Linked DNA regions of Homo sapiens: region 2 is linked to region 1. Evidence: chromatin loops called from intact Hi-C (ENCODE). Cell type or tissue: MCF 10A. All regions are shown on one strand.

Evidence for each region. Peaks named below come from ENCODE experiments on the same cell type or tissue, not always from the same donor. Only the 100,000 strongest peaks of a DNase experiment are listed, where the experiment ranks them.
Region 2: it touches region 1 in a loop (9-fold over the local background); 4 of 110 quality-filtered maps call a loop at or near these places.

What each region holds. Positions count from the first base shown.
Region 1 is chr2:238,718,416-238,723,415 of GRCh38, forward strand. It overlaps LINC01937 (long intergenic non-protein coding RNA 1937), which reads left to right and starts at 1,574. Exons shown (of 3, transcript XR_924050.2): 1 at 1,574-2,006. In MCF 10A, a CTCF peak has its summit at 1,911 (motif pointing right); a DNase peak (open chromatin) is centred at 2,096.
Region 2 is chr2:238,368,097-238,373,096 of GRCh38, forward strand. All of the region lies in intron 15 of TRAF3IP1 (TRAF3 interacting protein 1), which reads left to right. Among named protein-coding and RNA genes, the nearest start is that of TRAF3IP1, 50 kb to the left of the region's middle. In MCF 10A, a CTCF peak has its summit at 2,863 (motif pointing right); a DNase peak (open chromatin) is centred at 2,865.

The DNA.
Region 1 (5,000 bases):
CACTACCTGACTTCAAACTATACTACAAGGCTACAGTAACCAAAACAGCATGGTACTGGTACCAAAACAGAGATATAGATCAATGGAACAGAACAGAGCCCTCAGAAATAATGCCGCATATCTACAACTATCTGATCTTTGACAAACCTGAGAAAAACAAGCAATGGGGAAAGGATTCCCTATTTAATAAATGGTGCTGGGAAAACTGGCTAGCCATATGTAGAAAGCTGAAACTGGATCCCTTCCTTACACCTTATACAAAAATCAATTCAAGATGGATTAAAGATTTAAACGTTAAACCTAAAACCATAAAAACCCTAGAAGAAAACCTAGGCATTACCATTCAGGACATAGGCGTGGGCAAGGACTTCATGTCCAAAACACCAAAAGCAATGGCAACAAAAGACAAAATTGACAAATGGGATCTAATTAAACTAAAGAGCTTCTGCACAGAACTAATTATTTTTTAAAAATTACTAGATTTCAAGAAAAAATGATTTTTCATGTAAACATATCAGATATGATGATTTTAGAGAAAATTCAGTTAACTTTTAATATTCTTAAACCAGTAAAGGGATTCCAGACCTTGAAATGTTGCATTGCTGCATACGCCAACATCATGTGAAAAATTCATATATCTAAACCCCCAACACAGGCACACAAATACTTTCCCAAGAGCCTCACAGTTTCCAGAAAAGTTGTGAATTCTGAGGCAACATAGTTTTTTTGTTTTTGAGGTAGGGTCTCACTCTGTCACCCAGGCTGGAGTGCAATGACATGGCTCCCTGTAGCCTGGACATCCTAGACTCAAGCGATTCTCCTGCCTCAGCCTCCCAAGTAGCAGGACTACAAGCATGCTCCACCACACCTGGTTAATTTTTACATTTCTTGTAGAGATGGGGTCTCACTACATTACCCAGGCTGATCTCAAACTCCTGGACTCAAGCGATCTTCTTGCCTTGGCCTCCCAAAGTGCTGGGATTACAGGAGTGGGCCATCATGCCTGACCCTAAGGCAATATTCTAATTAACAAATTGGTTTGTACACATTCACACGTTTTGCAGTATGTAGGTTATTGTTTGAAGCTTTGAGAACTCTCCAGTTTCTAGAACTGCTGAAGAATCTAGGCCTCTGCCTCTCTTGCTCAGATTCTAAACAATGGAGATGTGTGGGTTTGGCTCAGCAATGCTAAAACATTTAGTAAAACAGGACAACAGCTAAAAGTATCGAAAGCTTAATGTGCAGGATAGGTTGAATTTGCTAAAGGAGCAGTTTTTGTGGCACTGGAGAAACTGAGCATGTTTTGGTGTCTGCCTGGGCTGCACGTCCTCATCCTGTAGGGTCCCTATGTGTCTGGGTCTCAGCAGAGGCTGAGGCTTTGGCGGACGCCCATCATGGACAGACACATCCACATGGGGGTGGGGCAGCCTGGTCCTCACACATCCCGGCGCCCCGGCCTGTCGCCTGGAGACTGCAATTATGCACAGAAGACGCCAAATTGCTGCGTATTTCCAAACATTTGGAATCCTAATCCCTTCAGGAAAGTTTTTTCTTGGATGCCACACCAAATCTAAATGGCAGAAACAATTCTTGTGATTAGGTGCAGGTTGTATGTAAAGGGAAAGAACCCTGGAAAAGTGACCTGGGTTTTGATGTGGACATTTAAAGGCTTTAGCAAGATGCTTTGGTGATTTGGCCTCGGTCTCCTCAACAGAGAATGAAAGGGATGAACCGAACAAAGCCTTTTAAGCTTGAGAGGGTCTGAGGAGAGAATATGCTCTCTGTAAGTTTCACGCCCCCTGAAACTTACAGGAGACACCTGTGCCACCTAACAAATGTTTCTAGGGAAACAGCAAATGCGAATGCTTCCGAGTAACCAATCGGTGCGCACACTCCCCCGGCCCCACCACAAGAGGGCGGTGTGACTAGCAAATGAAGCGTAGAAGACCCATCAGCAGTGGAGGTTGCTGGGGACAACGGCTGATGAAGCCTTCTCACGGTGCAGGGTAAGCTCGAGCAGCTCAGCTCCAGGTGATGTGTTCTCTTCCTCTGAAGCGGAGCCTCACATTCCAATGGATAGGAGGAGGTTGAGTCATTAATGTAGCCGTGCTGCCCTATCCCAATGATGGGTTACAAGCACAGGGTCACCAAAACGGTAGGTGAATCACCACCCTACTAGTCCATACTTGCTCCCTCTTCCCAGCTCAACACTCAGACGAGGATAACGATTTCTATTGTGCAACCCAGTATTACACAGAAGAGGTGCACTGGGAGGTGGCGGCTCCTCCAACTCAGAAGAGATGGAATCCTCAAAGCATGAGGCAAGGCAGGAGGGGCAGAGGGCCAGGGAGGTGGCATAGCATTGCATGTTCTGCGTCTGTATCGACCAAACACATGAAAAACCTACAGAATGCACTGCATTCCATAGTGCTTTGGAGACCCGTCTCCATTCTCTCCCATCTTGAATCTGCTGGAGCCAGAAGAATGCCTCTCAAGAGCTGAATGGGGCAGGGCTGAGCACTGCAACCTGTGTGCATGAAAACAACTGAAAAGCAGTTCTCAGGAGGGCAAAGGCTCAGACACTGCACGACTATTCCTCGTTCCTGAGTTTCTCCAAACCTGCACTAGACCATCAAGGGGCAAATAAAAATCAACCACCCCCAGATAGCAAGTCCTCGTATAGGACTAGAGGTGGATATTGAAATTAGTAAGCATTAGAGAGGAACCGGAAATACACCAAAGCAAAGCAGAATATAAAATGGAAGGACAAAGATGAAAATAACTTGAAAAGTGTACTTTACATGAGAAAAATACTTAATAAAAGTCTGCGTATTTACTTCTGAGTAAATTATAGAAGATGGAGGAAGAACAGGGATTGTTAAAGAAGAATGAGAAACATGCAAAGCGACTTATTCTATATAGGGGGAATTAAAAGAGGAGTTTATTTTTGGTTCTTAAGTAGATTGACAACAACAATATCATTATAGACCAGTGACTTGTTCCACAGATAATTACTGAGCATCTGATACACATAGCACCGTTCTGGCACAAACAACTTAAAAGACACAGAGTACGGAAAGCTGGAAATTAAAACAAATAAAATGGCTAATTGGTAGTTTGTCAATTAGCCAATTTACCCAAAAGACAAAGGCCTTTTGGCACGGACAATTCATCCAAAGGCAAATTTGGCTAAATGATTTCTTGTCATAATAGCATTATAGTCATAAATAGATATTTCATTCTTTCTAATCAAAATTCCGACAATCTCAGATTTGGTGGAAAAAAAAAATCTCCAAGCAGCATGGAACACAGCACGAGCTTTGCAACCAGATAAATTTGGGTTCAAATCTCAGTTGGCCATTGATTAGCTGTTGAGTCTTTACCCTGCTACTTAATTACCTCAACCAAAAAACGGAGCTCATAGCTGTGCCTTCGAGGATTGCAAACATCAAATGAACCAAACAGTCCCAAGCAAATCGATGCTCAACACCGTATCAAGAAATACGAGGAAGAGGAGGAATTGCTTAAAATTAACACTTAAAAATGTATTAACACATAAAAGAAAAAATTGAAGAGTGGGGAAAAAGTGCGTCTACTTGACACAAATACAAAGAAAGCAAAAATTTAAGAATGCTTCAGAAGTATTTGAAAAGCATCAAATGGAAAAAAGTTCACGTTATAATAAAAGATAAAATCCGTGAATATAAAAAGTGCTAAACTTTGTTGACTTAATAATATGTAGGTTTAAAGTAGTCAGAAATATAAGGTTACACAAAAACGCAAATAGAGCAAAAGATATCAAAGTACTGTGTCCGGAGTTGGTGGGTTCTCGGTCTTGCTGACTTCAAGAATTAAGCTGCGGACACCCGCAGTGAGCGTTACAGTTCTTAAAAATTGCGTGCCCGGAGTTTGTTGCTTCAGATGTTCAGACGTGTCCTGAGTTTCTTCCTTCTAGTGGGTTCATGGTCTCGCTGACTTCAGAAGTGAAACTGCAGACCTTCGCGGTGAGTGTTACAGCTCAGAGAAGCAGCACTAACCCAAAGGGTGACCAGCATTAAGATTTATTACACAGAGCTGAAGAATACAGCTCCCAGCGTACAGACCTGGATCCAAGCGGGTTACTGCTGCTGGCTCTGGTGGCCTGCTTTTATTCCCTTATCTGGCCCCACCCACATCCTGCTGATTGGTCCATTTTACAGAGAGCTGATTGGTCCATTTTACGGAGAGCTGATTGGTCCGTTTTGACAGAGTGCTGATTGGTGCATTTACAATTCTTTAGCTAGACAGAGTGCTGATTGGTGCATTTACAATCCTTTAGCTAGACACAAAAGTTCTCCAAGTCCCCACCCGTGCCGGAAGCCCAGCTGGCTTCACCGCTCTCTGGCACTGCAGCGGGACTTTGCCACACCTAACCCAGACAGTCTGGCAGCCCAGAGGGAGCTCATTCGAGACAACCAAGAGGAAGAGGGGGGAAGTGAGAAAGAGACGGAGGCCCCCCATCGTGGCCAAAGACCCCGCGAAGAGGGAAGGGGGGCCCACGCATGGGAGCCAGCTTCCAGTCAAACCCAGCCGGCATTGGCAGGCCCCACGGAGTGCGGGGCCGCTGATCCCACGCCCACACAGAACCGGTGCAGGCCCACGAGCACCGCGACCAGCCCCACGTCTCCCTCCACACCTGTCCGCGAGCAAAGGGAGCTGGCTCCAGCCTCGGCCAGCCCCAAAGAGGGGCCCCCACAGCGCAGCGGCGGGCCGAAGGGCTCCTCGAGCGCGGCCAGAGTGGACGCGGAGGCCGAGAAGGCGCCGAGAGCAAGCGAGGGCTGCTAGCACGTTGTCACCTGTCAGTACCGTGGGCTTTTGCCACACAAAGTGGATGAAAAACAACAAAAATAATATAGTTTAATTTCAACAAAAAATAATATAGTTTAATTTCTCAGTGCCCTCCAGCATTGAAGACCACTGAGTACACATCTATAGTTAAGCAAGTCGGATTTATCGCTCAG
Region 2 (5,000 bases), 350 kb before region 1:
TCTATTATTCCTTGCTGTCTGTTTCTGACCTGAAAAGCAGCTTCCAGTGAAGAGCTATCACTAGAGGAACAGGACTTGGCTGAATGAATTAGGTTTTATTGAGTTTTTAATTTAATGTGGGTAAAGCAGGCTCAGGAGGGCTGAAATGGACGAAACAATGGCACAACTTTATTACTTTTCTCCAGGGTATGGATTATAGGGGATATTTTAGAGTAAAGAAACACTAAGATTCTTGGCATTAAAATGCTTCGATTTCCTATTTATAGCAGTGATGCATATATAATTTTTCATATTGGACTGTTATTAAGGTTTTTCTGATTGAAATCTCCGTACGGTTTCTTCTGGCCAGTAGACTTCCTCCATCCCCAGATGTGACCCCTTTTAAACTAATAAAGCCTCTTGATAATACTTACAATACTTGTCACAGAGGGCAGGACTGACATTCACTTAGTGAAGGGCTTGTATTATACCAGGCTTTGCTCTATGTAAGTTTTATATTTTCAGGAATATTCTTAAATCCCTTAAAGAAAAAAAATGAAAATAAAGTAGAAATACATTTATTTTAGATATTGTTATTAATAATTTTTTTTTGAGACGGAGTTTCACTCTTGTTGCCCAGGCTGGAGTGCAATGGCGTGATCTCGGCTCACTGCACCCTCTGCCTCCCAGGTTCAAGTGATTTTCCTGCCTCAGCCTTCCTAGTAGCTGAGATTACAGGCGCCTGCCACCATGTCCAGCTAATTTTTTTTTATTTTTAGTAGAGACAGAGTTTCACCATGTTGGCCAGGTTGGTCTTGAACTCCTGACCTCAGGCGATCCACCCGCCTCGGCCTCCCAAAGTGCTGGGATTACAAGCGTGAGCCACTGCGCCTGGCCATTGATAAATACTTTGTAAATAAAATACACTGTGTCTATACTCTTACATGATGCACCATGTTAGTTTTTAAAACTTGGGAGTAATTTCTGTATATTAGTATTTTGGGTTCTGACTGGGTTTCTAGGTAGCTTAACAAAGCTTTTATTGTACTACAATAAAAGTACTTTGTACAAGTAGAGTTCATTTACAGTAAAAAATGATAGAAAATAATGCTGTTATTTTAATAGTAATAACCAAGCAATTAAAGTAAATATATATTTTTAACAATTTTGAAATTAGCTTTCTAAGAAAAGCGGGTTTAGAAGCAGGCAAAGCATTCACTTGTGAAAGACACTTTTGGGAACTTCAGAGCCTTCAGAGATTAATGGTAGTGATATTAAAAGTGGAGCGCGTTCCACTGTCTTCCATGCGGGAGCTTTCTGGCTCTGCTGCTTTTTGTTGCAGAAGCATCCAGTCCAGAATGAGTTAGGTGTTTTGTAAGTTTCTTTCAGTCTCAAACAGTCTGTGCTCTTCCCTTGATTTGGCCTTGACAGTTTTGAACAGTACAGCTATTTTCCTGACTGGCCCCCGGTTTGGGTTTGTGTGGTGTTTCCTTGTGATTAGAGTCAGACTTTGCATCCTGGGCCGAAACCTTCCAGAAACGAGGCTGTGCTGCCTTTGCTGCGTCTTGCTGAGTGGTTCAAGGTTTCAGATTGTTCCTGACTGCAGACGCTCTCCGTGGCCTCTCGATGTGGATGCTGTCTGCCAGCTTCTCTGCAGTCAAGCCGCTCCTTTTCTCTTTGTAATTACTAGCATTTTGGAGGAAGTACTTTGTACAATCGAAGTACCCTGTGCTTCACTAAGTTTAATCATTTGTTTGTATCATTATGGGCTTGTGCCTTCCACTTGGACTCTGTGGGCTGTAATCTCTTACTGCCATGATTTTCATGCGCAGATGGCCTCAGATTTGGCTCTGGAGAGCTCCTTCAAGCTGGCTTTGTGTCCTTTCAGCCTGCGCCCAGCATTCTTTGAGCTGTTCCTTGCTTTCTGGCTCATCCTGTTCTTTCCCTGCTCCAGCCCCAGAATCAGCCATTTCCCCAGGAGACCTGGGTCCTTTGATTGGAGAATGGAGTGTTTGCCACTTTTGGAGGTTCAGCTCTCAGGTCATCTCAGTGAACAGAGCTAGAGGGGGAAAATGTATGTGTCTGTGTTTGTTATATATGCGTGTGTGCATGTCTGTATGTATGTGTGTATATATGTGAACGTGTATGTGTGTCTGTAAGTGTGCATGTGTATATATGTGTGTGCATGTCTATGTGAATGTCTGTGTCTGTGTGTGCATGTGTGTATGTTTATGTCTGTATTGTGCATGTCTGTGTATGCGTATGTGTGCGTGTCTGAGTGTATACATGTATACGTGTGCATGTCTGCATGCATGTGTACATGTGTATATATGCATGGCTATGTCTGTGATATATGTGTATGTGCATGTCTGTGTATGTGTGTGTACATGTGTGTGTGCAAATGTCTGTGCCCTCCCTACCTGGTCTCCCTGGCCGTGTGGGTGCCCTCTCCCTCCTGTGCTGGGCTCCTGCCTCCATTCTCCCTACCCCGGGCTCTCCCACCCCCAGCCTAGTGTACATGCTTCCCTGGCATTGCCCACTTCATGGCTTCAGGACCAAATGGCTCAGGAGGGAAGATCAGTTACTGACTTTCCCCTGGAATGGGCATCTCATAAGGTGAAGACCAGTGCCTCTCATCTCCCTCTCGTGGCTAGCATAGCAGTGGACGTTAAGTGCATGTCATCAACTGTTGAAGAGATGAATTTCATCGCCAGTTGAACAGAAGTTAGAAGAGAAAGGGGGAAGTGGAAGGGAATGAATGATAAAATGTGGGGAAGCACTTGCCAGAGGTGAAAAACGAAGCTATGTGCATTTAGGGGAATTACGGACATTTTTCATGCTGTAGCCTCTGGTGAGCCCCATGCTAACACCAGGGGGTGCTTTAAGCCCATCACGAGGCCTCTGAGTGCTAGGGAGCGGGCATAGTTCTCTTGTAATGTGGTTTTCTGCCACAATTTGGACATTTGTCGTTTGGACAGTAATATAGATTTCTGAGTAAAATGTGATAAGAACGAAGTTTACTAGCTTTCTGATCTCAGTTAATGCGACATTGAAAGTCTGTTTTTTAGAGGTGCTTTGTACTTTTCGTAAAGAGCGTGAAGCTTGACCTTCTATGAGTCTGCACTTGAAAAGGGCTTTCATGTGCCAGGTAAAAAGGAAACTCACAATATTGGCAGTATTGTTGAGATCAGGTGTTTTTTTCGGTTTGTTTTTGTTTTTTTTGGTGGGGGGAACAACCAAAAACAATCCTACAAGTATATTGTACATCAAGAAAAAATAGGTTCTTTTGAAAAGAACCAAAGTCAGATTTGCTGTAGACTTCTCTGTGGCCCTAAATGCCAGAAGAAAAAGGAACAGTTGCTTCAACATTTGGAGAGAAAGAAACTGACCCAAGATTCTTACTATTTAGCTAGATTGTCATTTCATACATAAAAACAGTGGAAGACACATCCAGATAATGCAAGAGCTCAAAAAAAGATTGTTCTTATATTCTTCCAAACCTAAGCCTAAGGAAAGCCTGAGTGTGGGCCTGGGATGACCAGCGCAGTGGCCACTCGCCCATGTGGTGGGGGTATTAGAAAACTGACGAATCCCAACTGAAATATATCCTAAGTATAAAACACACACCAGATTTCAAATATGGTGTTGGAAAAGAAGAATATAAACTATCTCATTAGAAATTATTATATTGATTACATGTTGAAATGATTTTGTATATATCACATTAAATAAAATTTATTGAAACTAATTTCATCTGTTTCTTTTTACTTTTAAAGTGAAACTAGTAGAAAATATTAAATTACGTATATGGCTTGCATATTTCTATTGGGCAGCATTGGTATAGGTGAAATGAATTAAAATTGATTATTGAAACTGATTAAGCATATAGAATTGAGTATAACTACAGAATTGAATGCAAAATCCCTAAACTAGTTCTTGAAAAAATAGTTTTGTGGAAGAATAACATAATAATAATAGATGGTAGGGTTGAGGGAGTCAAGGGAAGTAAAATCACATTAAAGTAACATTCATTTAAAAGTTTTTTTCTCCACTTTCTTTTTCATTTTTATTATACTTTAAGTTCTAGGGTACATGTGCACAATGTGCAGGTTTGTTACATAGGTATACATGTGCCATGTTGGTTTGCTGCACCCATCAACTCGTCATTTACATTAGGTGTTTCTCCTAATGCTATCCCTCCCCCAGCCCTCTGCCCCCCGACAGGCCCCGGTGTGTGATGTTCCCTGCCCTGTGTCCATGTGTTCTCATTGTTCAACTCCCACTTATGAGTGAGAACATGTGGTGTTTGGTTTTCTGTCCTTGTGATAGTTTGCTTAGAATGATGGTTTCCAGCTTCATCCATGTCCCTGCAAAGGACATGAACTCATCCCTTTTTTATAGCTGCATAGTATTCCATGGTGTATATGTGCCACATTTTCTTTACCCAGTCTATCATTGATGGACATTTGGGTTGGTTCCAAGTCTTTGCTATTGTGAGTAGTGCCATAATAAACGTACATGTCCATGTGTCTTTATAGCAGAATGATTTATAATCCTTTGGGTATATACCCAGTAATGGGATTGCTGGGTCAAATGGTAATTCTAGTTCTACATCCTTGAGGAATAACCACACTGTCTTCCACAACGGCTGAACTAATTTACATTGTCACCAACAGTGTAAAAGCATTCCTATTTCTCCACATCCTCTCCAGCATCTGTTGTTTCCTGACTTTTTAATGACTGCCATTCTAACTGGCGTGAGATGGTATCTCATGGTGGTTTTGATTTGCATTTTTCTGATGACCAGTGATGATGAGCATTTTTTCACGTGTCTGTTGGCTGCATAGATGTCTTCTTTTGAGAAGTGTCTGTTCATATCCTTTGCCCACTTTTTGATGGGGTTGTTTGTTTTTTTCTTGTAAATTTGTTTAAGTTCTTTGTAGATTCTGGATATTAGCCCTTTGTCAGATGGGTACATTGTAAAAATTTTCTCCCATTCTGTAGGTTGCCTGTTCACTCTG